Linked DNA regions of Mus musculus: region 1 is linked to region 2. The links are chromatin loops, found by intact Hi-C in ENCODE. Cell type or tissue: left cerebral cortex. All regions are shown on one strand. Links, peaks and the distances in the headings refer to the core of each region. The heading gives the core; the rest is flanking DNA.

Region 1 (9,280 bases), core at 706-8,705, 300 kb before region 2:
CTTCTCCTCCACCTGATATACAGGCTATGGCAACCTGGCTCCCAGCACAGAGGCAGGGCAACTCTTCTGTGTCTTCTATGCCCTGGTTGGCATCCCACTCAACGTGGTCTTCCTCAACCACCTGGGCCTGGTTGTTCCTGACCCTGGGGACTGTGGTCATTCTCATCTTCCCACCCATGTTATTCAGTCACGTGGAGGGCTGGAGCTTTGGCGAGGGTTTCTATTTTGCCTTCATCACCCTCAGCACCATTAGCTTCTGGGACTATGTTGTCGGTGAGGATGAGAAAATCAGGTATTCACTAGAACCTGGGGTGCATTGCATGGGGATAGCAGCTGAGATTGGTTATTTCTGGGGCCACTGTGGACTCCTGGTGGCATCCTCAGATATTCACTTTTCCCACAACTGGTAGGAGAGAGCACCCTATGGAATCTGAGGGTGGCTGTGCCCCCAGACACAAGCCGTCACCTTCCCTGGCAGGTACAGACCCCAGCAAGCATCACATCACCATGTACCGGAGCTTGGCAGCTTTATGGATCATCCTAAGTCCGGTGTGGCTGGCGGTAGTCCTCAGCCTGGGGTCCCTGCTTCTGCATAGGTGTGTTCCAGTCTCTGGATGTTCATCGGGGGCCTGGACCCCAAGGATGAAGCAGCCCCTGACCCTGACTCCAGCCCTCAGAGAATCTCCATCTCTGCGTGATACCCAAGTGTTTCAGCCACCCCCCAAACCCATGCTACCTTCTTTCCCAACCCATATACTCCCCAGACAGGTGGTCAGTAATTCTCCAGAGAAAGGAGCTAGGTGTGCCTACAGAATAATTCAAGGGAAGTGCAGAGAAAAAAAATCAAAGACTTAGTGGGTAGAGGTTTGCATGCTGGCCTCAGAGCCCTTTTTCCTGTTCCATCACAGGGGACCAGGAAAAACCCAACATGAATCATGATGGCCAAACTGCCAATGCCACCTTCATATTCAGGAAGCCTTGAGCTGCAACCAAAGGCTGAGTTGGTTTTTGTGTTCATTGCTACACACTAGGCACACCACAGACCCCCACTGTGTGCCAGGACTACTCTTGCTGTATCTTCACTCTCTAAGGACTGAGTTGGCCCCCATTGCAACAACCCTAGAGCCTTGACAGGGACAAACCTGGAGAGAATGAGTGTTCGGGACAGTGGCTGGAGGAAGGGACCTGGACACACACCCAGGGATACTTTAGGTGCACACAGAAAACTGTCCTTAGTAGGCTCACAGCTGTGGAACTCTAAACACAAAGGCCACCTGCCAGCACTCTCCAGCTTTCCTTGGCCACGAGTGAAGGTGGATTCCTGAAGAAGCCTCGGGGCATCATCTGGGTGTCCCACCACCTTCTGAAAATGACCTCCCTTGATCCCCAGGGCACCCCTGTTCCTCATTACTCCCCCTGAGAAGCAGGAGGGGACAACAGATCTCAGAAGCCTTACAGAAAGAGTTCCCTGGGGCCTAGGCCTCCATGGGAACATCCGCACCTGGTCCTTCTGCCCGATTTCAGCACTGTGGGCCTGAAGGGAGGACAGGCCAGTCTTAAGAAGACAAATTCTTCCTCAGATTTCCTTTCTCCCCAGTTGCAAGAAGGTTTCTAAGCATCTCCGTCTTTGCAGCATTTGGGGAGAGAATCCAGGAGGTTGAGGGGAGTCCCTAGGGAGGACCCACGTCCACGGAGGATTTTCTACCCCCAGGACATCAGTAAAGGACTGAAATCTGAATTCCCTCCATCAGCTCTATACATGCTGGTCCCCGCCTCGGCTCTCGGTGAATGGGGTCACAGAGACGTCTTCCAGAGCAGCTAGGATAAATCTGGGTTCACAAGTTTCTGCCTCCCTCATACACAGACTTACCTTAGCCAGCTGGGCTCTTTTCTTTGAGTACTTTAAGGGAACCTAGTGTGACACTGAGTACAACAAGCACTTGGGGGAAGTCCCTCGTGTGACAAGTTAGACAGGAGCTCTGTGACAATAAACCTGGCTGTTTCTCTTGTGCACTGTGGATTTCAACAGTCTTCTCACTGAGGGGAAGTGTTTGGGGCTCGGAGCTGGGGAGTGGGGAGGGAGTCTGGGTCCTTCCCTCCCCTGGCCTGTGGCTACCTGGCAACCCTCTCATTTCCCCTGGCTTCAACTTTCCAGTAAGCTATCAGTTTGTCCCTGGATTTGGATATTTGAGGGTAGATAGGGCTATTGCACCCTGCTGCAACTCTTCAGCAGGGGAAACAGGCCACCAGCAGGCACTTGCTTAGAGAAGGGCCCCTCCTGGCCTCTCTTGCCCATTCCTGATTCCTGTCCACCATAGCACACCTGGGCTCCATGATCTCCGGAGACACCCTGCTGGGCCTGCGACTGGCAGGTGCCAGGTTCAAGGCTCCCATTGCTTTCCTACTTGGCTTACCAGGCACCGGTGTGTTCTAGACACTGAAAGATCATGCCTTCAGAAACTTCAGTCTCAACTTCCAGTGTGACAAATGTGCGCTTCTACAGAATGCCAAGAGTCTAGATGGCTTGATGCTGGACCTACCGATCCAGGTAAGGGAACTAGCAAAACCAGCCAAAGAAAGAAGCAATGGGTGGGATAAAAGGCTTGAAGCTCATTGCAGGGATGAGGAGGGCTCTGGCCCCAGATACTGAAGTGCTGAGAGAGGCAGAGTCAATAGTCTTGGAAAGAATGGCTTATGTGGTTGGGAGGGGCGAGGTAACCACCGGGAGGGGCTGGATCCAGTGGAGAGGACCTCACTCTATCAAGGAGAGGGGCTGCATCTTTAAGGAAGTGAAAGGGCACTACCATCACTGTGGGAAGAGCCATCCAGAACACAGCCATAGAGAATGGGTCACAAGCTACAAGGCTGTCAAGAGGAGACAGGGTTGTGTTCGGTCTGATCACCCCGCTGTGGTGGGGCTTGCTGAGACAAGGTGCAACGGATAAAAGGCCACACCCAACCTCTTTCAAAGGTCAGGGGAGGGGCAAATACCTTGGAGGCATGGCCAGACTCTAAGGAGGAAAGTATGTTTGTCTAGGCTAGACCCAGAGTAAAGCAGTTTGCCCAAACCACTGGGGAAGCTACTTGGGCTGCATCTGGAGCTAGGCAGAGCAGGGACTGTCTGGCCACCATCAGTAAATGCTTCCCTTACAGCCCTTCCCTTGCCCAGCGCATTCCTCACTAGCCTCCGCATCCCCCTAAGAGATGAACCGAGGCTCAGGGAGGTTTAGCCTAAACGCACAGCCAAGAGCTGAGGCTGTTTTATCACCTGGAGGCTGCGCTTGCATAGACCTGTGTACCTGTATGGATATTTCTTAGAATCCTATGATTTTATGTCCAAGGTACAGTATGACCTCCCCTGGCTCTGCTGCTGTTGTTCTGTCCTCCTAAATGTCTTCTCAGTGGGAAAACCCTCCAAGAAAACCCAGCGTCGCTCTGTCCACAAAGTCTCCTGCCTCTGCCCCGTCATCTCTGCATTTCCACAGTGTGGTATCCCTAACAAGACAGCAACATTCCCCACTGTTAGTATTTTGTTTTGCAGATAAGAAAAACTAGACATGTAAAAGCTGAAACCCTCCCAACACAGCCTCCTTTGGACCAGAAACAGTCTTGGTGGTCCCAGAGCAGAGGTAATTCAGTTCTCCCGTGTTCCACTGAAGGCTGAGGTCATAGCTCTGTCATCCTCCGGCAACAGCAGCCTATTGCGTCCTGTGAGATTAGGGCTGAGCTAGACAGTTAAGCCACTCTGACCTGACTCCGGGATAAGCTGGAGAAGGACTTATCCCCATGATATCTTCCTCTGGGAAGCCCTTGATTAGTAGAAAAAGTAGAGACTCCCTGCCCCAAATAGACTTGGAATAAAGGATGAGATATTGTGTTAAGTTTTCCTGGGGACACATGAAAAATTCTCTTCAAGTCAGATAGGGCACCAGGGATTAATTGACCAAAGAAACAATCCCACTCACTTCTAGCTGGAGGAACCAAGGGGGTTTATTGGAGTTACTAATAGGAATGTGGATGGTTCAAAGGCAGCGGCATCACTGAAAAGTCCATCCCATTATGGGTGACACCTCACATCCCTAGAGCTCTATTGATGGCTCTCCCCAGCAGTTGTTACTGTGAGATTTAACTTTGGGGACTGGGTTTGTGAATCCTGTGCCCTCCTGAGTTTCCTGAGCCTGGAAGTCTCGGAGCTTTTCTCCTTCCGCCAGGAGGAAGTTTATCTCTTTGGAGAAACTGTCTATACAACAAGAGTGTGGTTGTAGGTATAGCACAGACATGGGAGAGGGGGCAGGGGCCCATCCTCCTCTCTCAAGATCCTGTGGGTCACTGCATCACCTCCCCCAGGACATCACCCAAGCATATAAAGATGGGACCTACCTCCTGAGAAATACACAGGCTGGGAGTTTGTAGGCTCTTCCTTCTTTTCCGTGCCCACCATCATTGCCGTTGGTGAGGGCAGCATGGGACAAGCTGCTGGAACTTTGGAGGTGGCCTTACCCTGAGGGACAATAGTTCCAGTGATTGCATCCCAGAGTGTATGACAGGGTGTGACACCTGTAGCACACCCCAAGCCTCTTACAAGCAGCCTCAGGACACATGGACCTGGCTCTGCACTTCCCCAGACACCAGGGGAGCTGTGTGCATATTCAAGTTTGGGGGCTGATGCACTGGTGGACTTTGGTCATCCCACCTGTCCCTGAAAACTCTCACAGTGCATCAGCATCCCTTGGCCCCTAACACTGTCCTCTGGACCCATTTCCCCTCCAGAGCCAGGGTGATGTGGAGCCTGTCTTAAAAGCATTTAAGACTGTTGTGTGGAAATAGTGTGGACAGAAACCCAGGATCCCTGCAGCCCTGGATTTCAGGAACCAACCCAAAAGCCCTTGCCCTCAGTCTTGCCTGCATGACCCAGGACTTACCACCAGGTGGCAGGCTCACACTGCTGATGACTTAGGCTCCACCACGACTGCCTCTTTCCCCTTCAGGAACCAGCATCGTTATATCCTTGCCTTGTCTTTCCAGCACTCCAATACAAGGCTCACTCTCGAACACCTCCCTAGCATCCCACTTATTCAGACCATCACTTTGTGATCTCAGCGCTTGAGAGGTGGAGACAGGGGGTTAAAAAAACAGGTTACATTAAAAAAAGTTTGAGGCCAGCCTAGATAAAAGCCTGGTTTAAGACAAATAAAACAAAGCAAGAATGGAAAGGGAAATGAGAGGGGGGGAGGGAGGGAGGGAGAGAGATCATATGGCAACCTTCCGTCTTGATTCATTGGTCCATTCATTCCATTCATTCAGCCTGGTACCCACTGGATGCTCAGGGATTGGCATTCCCACCGACAGTGTGGCCCCCACTGTGGCCTCTCATCACCCCCTCCCCCATGACAGGTCTGGAGCCCATTTTAAAGTTAAGCAAACTGGCTCAGAAAGATTAAGCCTTGCCCAAGTTCCCAAAGCCTTGCAGGAGTCAGAGTCCAAGAAGTGGAGCCAGAATGGATAAGAACTCCAGAGCCCAACAGCAACCTGATGTGCCAGCCTTGCTCTGTCTAGTCATCAGGCCTGGCTAGGCAGCAGCTGCCACCTCCAGCATGGAAGTGAAATGACCAGGGTGGCCATGCCCAGAGATGAAGGAGGTGTCCCCTCAAATACCCCTCTCTCCTGCATCAGAGGATGCAACCGGAGCCTGGCTGCCTGCTAGCACTCCATCAGCTGGGCCACCTTATGTAGTGTGGGGTGCACCAATGTGCCCACCAGCTGGGGAGCAGCTAACAGCTGAGGCAGTGGCCACAAACCTGGATGAATCGCTTCCAGCTGGGAAACTGTGGTGGAAATGGAGTTTGGGAGCAGAAGGGAGAGGAATGGGAGGCTGGTGGTGAGGTTGGGGGAGCAAAGCCCAGGACGGGGTCTGTGATCATGTCCATGGTGAGGGTGAGGATGGGAGGAGTCAAAGCCACCCCAAGCTTTTGGCAGGAAACATGAGGGGACACAAGCTGGAGAGGTTGGGCACAAGGGCATCTGTTTCTCACTGTGCTCGACAGAGCCTCAGGCCGATGCTGTGTGTTCCAGGACCCTGCAGGCAAGGAGGCTGGCAGGCCCTGCTGCGCTGCTCTCTGACCTCCAGTCCTTCATGCTGCTGCCTCCACTTCTCTTCTCCCACATGGAAGGCTGGAGCTACGAGGAGAGCTTCTACTTCACCTTTGTCATGCTCAGCACTGTGGGCTTCAGCCATCACATGAGTGGCTAGGGTAGGGGAGCTGGTCGGGTGGGAACTCACCTGCCTGAGAACTCACCACAGGTGACTGACTGGTCTTTCATGGGGGGTGGCTTGGTGGGCCTGGGACACAGCTTGTAGCCTAAGTAGGCTCTGGCCTTTCCCAGCCGGGTGGGTTATGATCTCTCGGGTCTTTCCCGTCAGTGTGGAGCTGTCCTCCATAGCTATGGGGTCAACTGGTCCCCTAGAGGGACACAAAGCCTTTGAGCCTCCCTCATGCATCCTATTCCTCTGCTCTAGGCGAGGACCGAGGTGGAACAGTCAGGGGGCTTAAAACACCTTGTCTCCCTTGGACCTCAGGGGGAAAACAACAGCCAAACTCTAAGCCTTCCAAGAAGGCCCCAAATAGGGTCCATCAGTGCTATGACTTAGAGCCATGGCAGGCACCCTGAGGCAACTGGACACGAGACAGCATAAGTATTCAGAAGGTGGGACTGGAGGGACAGTAGCCCTGGATGCCTCAGCATCCCTCTCTGAGTCTCTGTCTCTGTGTCTCTGTCTGTCTCTCTCTGTCTCTCTCTGTGTCTATGTCTGTGTCTCTGTGTCTTTCTGTCTCTCTGTCTCTCTGTCTCTCTGTGTCTGTCTCTGTGTGTCTCTGTGTCTGTGTCTCTGTGTCTTTCTGTCTCTCTGTGTCTCTGTGTCTCTCACTCTCCTGCTATCCCCGAAAAGAGCTAAGACTGAAGGCCACATGTTCCTTCTCTACAGAGGAGGGAGGGCAGCCTTGGGGACACCACACCCTCCATTAGACCATGACCCTGGACTGGGGAGGAGAAGGAGAAGGCCTGTCGTGAGAATTTTCTCTTGGGGTGGGATATGGGGAACTAGACAGCTCTCCCTACTCTTTCTAAGACCTCCAATGACAAACCAAAATGTTTGCTTCCAATACATCCACGAATATACTGAGTTTACTTACAGAGCCTCGGTGAAGGGTCGCAGACAGGAGCTTGGGTAAAGTATCTGCAATAGAAGGTTTTCACCCGGCATGGGTAGTGACTTCCCCATAGTTTCATAGATGGAGCCCCCTCCCCTAGTCCTTCCCAGCCTATATACCCTCACCTTCCTCAAGACCCCAGACCACGTGCACTTAGGGCAGAGCTGGGAGGAATTGCTGGATATTCAGACTCTCCCTACCTCCTCCTTCTGAGCGGGAGGGTCAACAGAGCATTCCACAAGCCCAGTTGTGACCAACTTTGCACATGAGTCCAGCTGATCTGATAAAGATGGAGACAATTTGGCTCAGTGGAGTGCTGGGTATGGGGAAATAAAGGGATGGGGGAGACCTGAGTCCCACCAGAGCTCAAGGAGACTGCCATGGGACCCCACGGAAACATCCCAGAACGGGTGTGGAGCCTCACAGGCCGCAGGACCCCGCTGGGGTCGGGGGAAGAAGGCATATTCTCAGCTCTGACTCTCGGGCACCATAGACTGCTCGGTACCATGGAAGAGACGGTTTGGGGGTTTTGGGGTTCCTGGACCACATGGAGCCAGGGACGACAGGTTCTTGCTCTCAGACATCCCAGGCCATGGTATGTTGCAGAAGAGCTGAGAACAGGCCCTCAGGCAAACTCTGGTGTGGGGGCCGAGGGGGAAAGGGTAGGAAGAGAGCTCTAGCAGGTTATCTTGGGGACAAGAGAGTCTGGCTAGCTCAGGCGGTGAGCGGTGAGCTCGTTGGCCTGCTTGGGTTGACTGGCAGCAGTGGCTGGAGGGCAGGAAGGCCTTCAGGCAGGAGGTTAGGGAAGCCTGCTCCATTACTCCAGCATAACAGATCTCGATGAGCAGACACAGTCCATGGTTTTAGAGCTTTATTGTAGAAAAGCAGAGAGAGAGAGAGAAGAGTAAAGAGGCAGAGGGCGGCCATGGTCACATGGAGAGAGGGGAGAGTGGAGTAGGAGAGAGGGAGCAAGAGGGCTAGAGAGAAAGCAAGAGAAGCAAGAGAGGAGGGCTAAGCAGTTCTTTTTATAGTGGGATGGGCTACCCTGTTGTTGCAGGGTAACTGTGGGGCGGAGCACAGTTGTTGTTGCCAGGAAACTGTGGGGGTGGAGTCTGGACAGCCTACGTGACTGATGGCCACAGAATGATGGAGTTGAGGACTCATGGTGTCAGGCGTCTGTGTCTGGGGGTGTAGCTCACTGTTCCGTCCCTTGTAGGATTTCCTACCGGGTCTCCGGAGTAAACCTCACTTGACCAGAACACAGACTGCCTTTTTTGGTCCCACACAATACAACAGAGCCCTCCCCAAATTCCTTCAGTGGACTTGAGACAAGGCTCTGACAATATGACAAGCCACTCACAAGATACCCAGAGAAGGGTAGCCCCATTTTATCAAAAAAAAAAAAAAAAGAAGCTGAAATTCAGAGAGGCCAAGCCATTTGCCTGAGACATCTCAGTGAACTTCTAATCTGTTTGTTCTCACAATTTGCACTAGTTCTAGAACCTTCTCTTGGCCTCTGTGTCTCTAATTGTAAAGGGTCCAGCTGGGGGCTTGCTGGGAGCCATATCACTGCCTTCTAGCTTCTGGGTTTACAGTCCTCTGCCTTAGTCTTCTTCTCCCCTGAGAGGGGGGTTTCATACTGGGGACCCCGCTATCACAACCTGGTTTTTCACAACTCAGGAAGAAGGGACTTGGAAGAATTCTTCCAACTGGGTCAATGCTTATCTCTGCCCTCTCAGTGGGAACCTGTGTGAGCTGCAGCCAGCATTTTGGAGAATCAGGCTTGCCCCACCCACTTCAGGAGACAGTCCTGAAGACTTCTTTCTCTGCTCTTTTCCCACTCTTTCTCCTGCCAGACTAGGACTGTTGCCCAAGACTGCACAGGTTGACAAGTGCACAGCCCTGAAGGGTTCCTATCCATACAATGTAAAGAGGCCTAGCATTCAGGGAGTCCCACACCCTCCATATTCTTGGTCCCTCTGGTGCTTAAGATCATATACCATGGCTATTTTCTTTGAAAACTTTCAGGGTTTTCCCACAGTCTGAGGGTGGACCTGAGATTCTACAGCTGA
Region 2 (9,280 bases), core at 521-8,520:
CATACACACACCACACAGAGACATACTATACATCACACACAGACACACACACACACACACAGTCTCACACTCTGTCACACACTCACACACACACAGTCTCATACTCTGTCTCACACACAGACACATACACATAGAGACACACACACACACACACACCACACAGAGACGTACTATACATCACACACATAGACACACACAGTCTCACACTCTGTCACACACTTACACACACTCACACACACACACACACAGTCTCATACTCTGTCTCACACACATACACATACACATAGAGACACACACATACACACATCACACACAGACATACTATACATCACTCACACAGACACACACACCACAGACAGACTCACACACATACAAACTCATCTTGGAGTGATGACTACTCTTGATTGTCAAGTTTGCAGACTGGGTTAAGAAAGAAACTCACCTTAAATGTGAGTGTTGTCATTTTATGGGCCTGGATCCAAAGACAAGAAAAGGAGAAGCCAAACTGAGCCCCGGCATTTTTTCTGTTCCTCCCTGACTGTAGGTGCAATGTGACAGCTGCTTTCCTTCCCAGTTCACCTTCCTACTGTGGTGGACTATTTTCAAACTGTGCTGGAATAAACCCTTTCTTCATGAATTGTCTTCTGTCACATATTTTGCCTCAGTAGTAAGAAAAGTGGCCAAATTGCACAACAAATAAATGATTAAATTATTTAAAAAATATTTTTTCTTTTCTAATCCAGAAAATAACACGCCAGTGAGCTGTGAAGAACCAGTAGCTTGCATTTGGCTGGCGCGAGTGCGGTGTGATTTGGTTGTCACAGGGAACAACTGATGTCTCCTCAGATGATTGAGCCCAGAATTCTGGTGTGGTCCAGCCATCCCAGGTGCTTTCCTGGGACTCAGTAGCCCAAGCTTGTACACATATGCTCACAGCAGCACTATTGGCAAACCGCCACTCGGGGATTTGTCCGTGCACTGATGAATGGATCAAGGAAAATGACACACAACGGAGTAACAGGCAGCCCGGAGAAGTTAGAAAACAGGAGGAAGAACATATTCCATCTAGGAAAGTCACAACATAATCACATGAGAGGACCAAGGCGCTGGACGAGGAAGGGGACACCAAGCACCTCAATGTGGCGGCTCAGCAATGCTCGGTTGCCACCACTTCTGAATCTACCTGTGAGTCTCATTCATTTGGAGACCTCTGATGCAGCAACTGAGCTGTGATGCTCCCCCGGAAGAATATGCTCACAAGAGGAAGAAAGATGACAGATATCTAGAAAATTCCGGGGGCAGGCCTACTAGGTAGTAAAATACATTTCAAAATGACTAAACTTAGAAACTTTGGGCCCCAAATGTAGAAATCAGAATTTACCAAGTACAAAGACTGATATTTACAAATGTTAAGGGGAAAGATTGGACTGATCGACTGCATAGGGTGAGCTCGTGGGAAGCAACATGTGCTGAAAACAGGGAACACGTGGGTTTGAGGCAAAAGTGACAAACTCAAAGAGCAGACTCAACAAAATACAAGTAAATATTTATCAAAACGGAGTATGGAAAAATGTGACTCCAAAGACAGAAATGAACAGAAAATCATTGCTACATTCAAAAATTTAGAACGAAAATTCTGCTTAAGAAAATTGAAAATGTGTGCAAAATGGAGCTATGAGAAACTCTCTGTATTATATACATTAACTTGTCATGTTTACTTGAATTGTCAAAATCTATTACAATTTTTCTATTTTGTTAATGGCATGATTCAAAAATATGCTCTTTTTGATTCCATTTGACTGGCGATATGGAACATTGGGTGTTATTTCTACTATTTTCTTTTAATAATTAATATCTTCACTTATTAAATATATTTATTTAAAAAAACAAAATTGGAGTCAAAAAATGGAGAAAGCTTTAGTATATATAATGACAATAGTTAATATCTTATGTGACTCAAACATGTCCTCCAGTTCTGACTGGAGCTTCAGTCTCTGGTCATGTGCCAGCCATATTTGAAGTGGGCCTGCCATGGCAACTATGGTGAAGTTGGAGGTGAGGAGAGGACTCCACGATGGTATTGGACTCTGTGGGAAGAAGACCCTGAGACCTGCACTCACCGAGTGTTCGCCGCTGTCTGCCAGGCCGAGATGCAGCAGAAAGGCCTGCTGCCCACCAGACAGTGAGGAGAGGCTCACACTGCTCTCTTGAGCTTCTCTCAGCTTCCAAAACCATAAGCCAAAGAAACTATTCTTTCTAAATTGCTTGGTCTCATAGTTTGTTGTACCAACAGAAAACAGAATAAGACAATATCCAAAATGCATAAAGAGCATTTTAAACCAATAGTAACATAATGATATCAATACAAAAAGATAAAACAAATTCATGAACAGAAAACTATTACAAGAACAATGTTGAGGTTTAAAGTGAAACATCACACTATACAGGGTTATAGGTCTGGTTCTTGGTGGTGCCTTGGGAGGTCATGAAATCTTTTGAATGCAAGGCACAGCTGATAGGTCTAGGCTTCCAGAAGTAGGCTCTAAAGATTAGACCTGCCACCATTTCCAGCCCGGGGTCTCTGCTTCCTGATCCTTCAGATTTGAACAAGCCATAACCCCAGCTGCTGCCGCCATGTACATAGCTGGCCAGATGTCACGCCCCGCTTTCATAAGGGACAGGTGTCCCCTGCATTGCACTGAGCCCGATAAAACTATCCAAAACTAATACAGGAAGAAACTTACCAATAACTCTCTTAGTGGTTAAAAATATAAACTATGATGGTTGATATCAAATTAAAATGCATCAAAAGTTATAAAACTCTGGGAGAATTCAGGAAAATGGGCACTTGTCACCCCAATTTGGTAGAACTTTTCTAGGTGGGGCCTTGGCAACAGGTATTAAAGTCTGTTTGTTCCTGGGTGTCAATATAGAGATTTCATATTTGAAAATTTGTCTGAAGAAAATGAAGTATACAGGCGAAAGTTGTGTGGGTGTTTGTGATTTGAACAAATACAGATTGAAGAAATGTAATTCTGTGGTCACAGAACGGGATAGCATCCCGTAGCCATTGAACAGTGGTACTGCAGTGCATTTCCCAAAGCAGGGCATGGTAGCACAGGCCTGTAGAAGCAGAGGCAATCTGGAAGCAGAGGATGGTGATCTCTGTGAGTTCCAAGCCAGCCTGGTGTTCGCAGCAAGGCTATAAGTGAGACCCTGGAAAGAAAGAAAAGAAAGAGAGAGAGAGAGAGAGAGAGAGAGAGAGAGAGAGAGAGAGAGAGAAGGGAGGGAGGGAGGGAGGGAGGGAGGAAGGAAGGAAGGAAGGAAGGAAAGAAAAGAGAGAGGGGGAAATAGTTTTTATTTATTCAGAGGAAAATGATATAGGAATAAAAAGTGATGTGCATGCTACCAAATTTGTAAAGATCATACTTCGCAACATGAAACAAAACAAAACAAAAAAACAAAAACAAAAACAAAAAAAGCTCTGTTTTCCTTTGGGCATCTGGGATTTTAAGAACTCCCTCCTGGCCTCACCTGACCTCCACCCCCGTGCCCCCCACCCCCAGCTTCCTCTGGTCCTTGTGTTTCCTGACAAGTCTTTGTTTTTGTTTTGTTCTAAGAAAGGGTCTAATTTTATAATCCCACTGGCTTTAAATTTCTGACTATTCTTTAATAAATAAAACATGCTTTGGAAGCCAGAAGGGTGCTTTCAACTTACAAACAAAAGATGTATGCATCTCCATTGCACATTCAACCAATTAGTATGTTCTATGACAGAAGGAAGAGAACATTGAAATGAGAGAGACTATATTTCAGAAGGTGAAGATGACTCCTGAGTGAGAGAGAGAGAGAGAGAGAGAGAGAGAGAGAGAGAGAGAGAGAGGTGTGAGCATCTTTTCTGTCCTGTGATAAACAGAAGTCTAAGCTAACAGCAACAAGCTATAACACCAACCAGCCTGATCAAAGGAGAGTTTACGCCCAGCCCAGCCCAGCCCAGCCCAGCCCAGCCCAGCCCAGCCCAGCCCAGCCCAGCCGCCCCCGGCCCCAGGCCACCAAAGCAGCCAGTGCAGAAGAAGCCTGAGACCAGGAGCTGCCCCATGGGAGCTTTCTGAATCCTGGGGCACAGGACAGCCACGTGGGCTGACTCAGTAGTCTCAGACCATGTCCCTGATGCACATGGGATACAGTGACAGAGAAGTCCCCACCATACAATGAACATTAGTGCATCCTATGCCTGGGGCAGTCTAGTGCCAGGCTGCAGACAGCCATTCTGCCAAGATAAATACCTTTGGCCGCCAGCATCCAAGGCCAGGAAGAGAAGTTGGGATGCTAGTTACTGAGTGTCTCAGAGTGTAGTCCGTCCCTTCCACACACTCAAGCCCGCTCTCCAGTGTGTGCAGAAGGCTCAGCTTAAGTTCTGGGGCAGGCTGGAGAAAGGATGGACACTCTGAGCCATCCCCCGAGGTTACGGCCCTCACTACCTAGGCTTTCTCTAGGCGTCAGGATGGGTTGGGGACTGAAGGCCTATCTGCCAATGTCTGTGTCTCCAGAGATCACAACGTCACAAGCACATCGGACAGCTGGGTCGTCTGGCTTTGCTGGCCAGCCTTCCCTTTCACACTTGGTGGTCTCTACTCAAGCTGTGTGTTCTCATTTTCTGTAATAACCAGGCATGAATAGATTGCAAGCGGCAACACTGTAAAGATTGGTTCAATATTCCTTGCCAGTGGGAAACAAAGTTGTTTTATTTTATTTTATTTTTTTATTTTAATGCATTTTGAGTTAAGAATAGCTTTGTACAGAGCATCCAGGTGGTTAAAACTCTAGTCTCTGGCACCAAGCACCTCACTCCTTTCCATCCATGGCAGAACCCTAGGGCTGATGGGGACAAGCCTGGCCTCCTTCAGTCTCAGGCCAGAGGCTGACACAATGGAGCTGTCAGAGCTGTCCTCCCTGCTGTGCCCAGCCAATTTGCTTGAATTTGAAGCAGAAACCTTTGCTCCCTGAATGTGTCCTCCGGCCTTCTCTGCTTGTCTGCGGCTGGGGCTTTGGGTAGAGCAGGGGCTGGGGGTGCCTGTTTAATTCCTCCTTGGATAGAGCAGCTGATTGGTGCCTGCCTGGCTTCTGGAGCAAATGAAGCATCGCGTCATTATTATTGCTTGCTTACTTAATTGAAAATTGACCAGATGTCAATTGTGATGAACAAACACTTTTTCTTCCGAGGCGAGGGATTAAGACACATTTCCTTTTCCACCTGGCACCAAACCCACGCTGTATTTCACACTGAAAGACCCTTTCTGATAAAGAAGAAAGAAGCAAAGAAAGGCGAGGGAACCATTTTGACTAAAAAGCCTGTAATAATGGAAGAAAACCGATTTTCAGAGGCATTGTCCTGGACATCTTTGTTGGCTTGAGCTGGGCAGCTTTGTTGGCTTACGGCGCCACCTAACGGGGATGAGGTAGATTACACAGCGTTGTTGCATCCTCCCGGGCTGCCTCCTGCGGGATGAGTGAGATACCAGCCTCAAGTTGTAGGATGCTAACCTGGTGCTGAAGGGTCACCCACTCTCAAAGGCAGACTCCTCCGCTAAATGGAATTTCTAATGCTTTACTTTTAAACATCCGCTGTGTGTGTGTGTGTGTGTGTGTGTGTGTGTGTGTGTAGGACAACTCGTGGATGTTAGAAGACGCCTTGTTAGAGTTGGTTCTCCCCTTCCCCCACTTGGGTCCCAGAGATCAGGTCACTTGACTTGAGGCAAGCATGGTCACCCTGTGAACCATCGTGACTGTCATGTATTTTTTTATTTGATTTTTTTTTAAAGGTAGGATCTTAGTAACCCAGGCTGACTTTGAAATCCTTGTATAGCTGAAACTGACCTTGAACTTCTGACCCTTCTGCCTCCAGGACTGGGACCACATAGGTGTGCTCCACCACACTCTTCTGTACAAGGTGCTGGGGTGGAACCCAGAGCTTCCGGTGTGTATTGTGCAAGCAGCCTGCCAGCTGAGACACACGCCTTCCTTGTGTGTTGCTGAGAGGGAGGAGGAAGAGAGAATCTGAAAGGGGGTTGGGTGTCAAGAATTACTGATGTAGCAGTAAGAAGCGCTAAAATGCTTCCTCTACTTTATCCCACCATTTGGGACACTCCTGGGCCGGCAAGCGTGCTTCTGGATGCTTTGGAAAGCCACAGCAGGGAAGGTGGGGTCTCCTTAAAGCTGGAGAGATGATGTGGAACTGTGGGGACCGTGGTGGAACAGACAACACATCTTCTTTCAGGGTGTCGTCCTTCAGCTGCCAATTGCCAGCAAATGTGGTCTCATCGTCCTGTTTGCCAAAGCCAAGGGTGTGTATAAGACCCAGGAGCGAGAGGGTGTGGCCTTTGGAGATCTCTGCCGTGGGCTGTCAGTTTGGGAGAGCAGCATGGTATCCCAGTCACCAAGTAGTAGAGGTACTGGGGACTGGAGGAAGCAAAGCAGCAGGAGCCCTGTGACTGGGCACTCAACATGGAAGCCAGGGAGATGGCAAGCTCTCAAATTAGCAAGGGACATCTGAGAGATTTAGACTTCCTGCAAAGGGTAGTCCAATTCTAGAACGATTCTCCAGGATCTAGAAGATGTAGGTCTGTGCACAGCTCACTGTGACTCAGCTACCAATGTCAGTGGTAGGACTGTACCACTAGTGTGTTTGTTCAAGACGGTGCCTCCAAGGTCCTGCTGGCTGCAGATATCCCTGCCTCCAGGTCCTCAGAATCTAGCTTCAAGACTGTGTCCTCTACCAGCAAATCATCTTTCCAGGACAGGTGTTCTTTCTTGTCAAGAGAAGGGAATGTTGTCAAGATTACCCAGAGCTCTGAGAGCAGCTGGAACAACACTTTAAAAAGGGGTTCATGACAACACCTGGGTTAGATATGCAGGCCACTCAAGTGCCAGGAATGGCTTTCCTGCCCTGGACTCCCTTTGCAAACTCTATATATTTTGTAAACTCTGTACACTTTATAAAGTTTGTAAACCTCAACTCAGAAAATGGTCCTGGCTGAGACTGAGGCTCTCCAGCAGCCAGGCCCCTCCCCCAGAACCCCACTAACTGTCATAACTGTCAGAAGGGTCATCTCCAGCATGTCAACAGGCCCCACCCACGTTATGCTAATTCTAGGTGAAAAGCCTGAATAAAAGCCACCAATTCCTGAATAGGAAAATCCACCAAACCCTGAACTTCCCACAGAAACTCACCTATCCCTGGACATCAAAACCCACCAATCCCTGAACAGGTAAACTCACCAATCCCTGAGCTCCCTCAGGCTCAGAAATTGAGATGCCAGCCATCCTCACTCTGGAAATCTTACTCTAGAAAGGTCCATGCCCTAAGAACACCTATACAAGCACTGGACTTTGTCCAATTAGCAAGTGCTCTCTGCACTCTCCTGAAACCATAGGCACTAATATTCCAGGATGCATTCTTCCATACTGTGGACACACCAATGAATGCCTTTCATGAGCTCTGCTGTCATGTTCTTCTCTCATTGGAAGAAGACAAGAAGCAATGAAGACAAGAAAGGAAGAGAAGGAGTAGGCTTGAGGCTCCTGAGCTCAGCTGGGGACATCCTTCCCTGGAGCTGGGAAGCCTCCAATGAGGAAGGAGACTTCCTCTCAAAGATGTGTGGTTCCTGGGCCCCCGTGTCTCCAGAAACCCTTCCCTTGGGACACTGTCACACCTCAGAGCTGGATGGTTCCTGAGTTCCAAGGCCCTGAACACCTTCTCATCCAAGCACAAAGGCCAACAACCAGGGCCACTGGCCCTACAAGATCCAGATATCATCTGGTAAAGTCTGAGAACCAACTCCCAGAGATGGGTCATGCAGAAGTTAATCCTGAAGCTCCATCTTCCTCAACACTGGCAGATAAAAGCCACCCAGGAGCCTCCACAGGAGCGCCTGTCTCATCAATGGGTCCAGCCATATTCCAGATTTGGAAGGACCTTTGCAAGGATCTGACAAACATTGCAGGAAGATCTCTGAGAGATCTGTACAGGATCCCAGAGGGTTCCCTGGGCAAAGATCTAGAGGCTGTCTCCGAGACACGGGTGGACAGTTGCTATGTCAGACAGCCAAGAAGTGACTCACCAAGTCCCCAGCTAGTCTCCCCAGGAAAACAGCAGCTAGAGGGTATACTGAAAACCACTCAAGCAGCAAGTGGAGCCATTACAATGCCATTAAGGTGCCTGTGGGCACTTGTCAAGGAATTGCTGTGGACCACACAGTGGTCCTGCCTGAAAACTCAGAGACAAGTTCTGAAAACCCAGAGACAAATATGGAAGCTCAGAAGCAGTGATCCTTGAATGATGGGGCCACCTGCAAGAATATTTCCCAATGGGCCTTCATTCCTACAAGAAGATGCCTTTTGGGTGAGGCAAAAAGATGGAGCTTGCTTCTCAGAGACCTCAAAATCCTACATCTTTCCAACACAAACAGGTCTGTAGCTTTGCCATTTCCCACAGCCTCTGACTCCCTCTCCGACCTGCTGGGATTCTAGAGATGATTTCCTGGGAGAGCTTTTTCAGAAAAGTTCAGAAGAGGAAGTGAGGACAAAAATGGCTTCTAGTATATGCAGACTGCTCCCTCTACCCGCCAGCTCAAATTCCTGAGAGGGAGTCCATCTAATGACAACAATTGGCCATCTGAGGCACCCAAAGTGTTTAGAAGGACAATGTGACTTCCCTATGCACCACACACTGCATTGTGGGCAGAGACTGGCCCAGTGATAAGGCTCTTGGATCTTGGACAGGCAACCCAGAGCCAGGTTCAAACCTAGTCAAGGATAGGTATGAGCCCCAGGAGAGTAAGGGTGTGGCCTTTGGAGATCTCTACCACGGGCTGTCAGTTTGGGAGATCAGTGTGGCACCCCAGTTACCAAGTACTAGAGGTATGGGGACTGGAGGAGGCAGAGGAGGAGCAGGAGCCCTGTGACTAGGCACTCAACATGGAAGCCAGGGAGATGGCAAGCTCTCAAACTTAACAAGGGGCAGCTGAGCGATTTAGAATCACTGCAGACCAGCAAAAGATATTCCCCTTCCACGACTATTTTCCAGGATCCAGAAGACTTATGCCTGAACACATCTCACTGTGACTCGGCTACCGATGTCAGTGGTAGGACTGTACCACTGGCATGTTCTTTCAAGACGGTGCCTCCAAGGTCCTGCTGGCTGCAGATATCCCTGCCTCCAGGTCCTCAGGATCTAGCTTCAAGACTGTGTTCTCTACCAGAAAATTATCTTTCCAAGACA

The links. Hi-C counts contacts between places; a loop is a spot of excess contacts. Peaks named below come from ENCODE experiments on the same cell type or tissue, not always from the same donor. Only the 100,000 strongest peaks of a DNase experiment are listed, where the experiment ranks them.
Region 1: a loop joins it to region 2, with 5 times the contacts of the local background. A loop is called at or near these places in 18 of 42 quality-filtered maps.

Annotation. Positions count from the first base shown.
Region 1 is chr17:49,931,052-49,940,331 of GRCm38, forward strand. It overlaps the pseudogene Gm19465. Among named protein-coding and RNA genes, the nearest start is that of Gm52302, 99 kb to the right of the region's middle. In left cerebral cortex, for the core only: a CTCF peak has its summit at 4,917 (motif pointing right); a DNase peak (open chromatin) is centred at 4,941.
Region 2 is chr17:50,232,063-50,241,342 of GRCm38, forward strand. It overlaps Gm41597 (a long non-coding RNA gene), which reads right to left and starts at 4,713. Exons shown (of 2, transcript XR_876869.1): 1 at 4,287-4,713; 2 at 2,320-3,216. AY702103 (cDNA sequence AY702103) reads left to right here and starts at 7,146. Exons shown (of 2, transcript NR_131975.1): 1 at 7,146-9,280. In left cerebral cortex, for the core only: a CTCF peak has its summit at 5,450; DNase peaks (open chromatin) are centred at 5,008 and 5,449.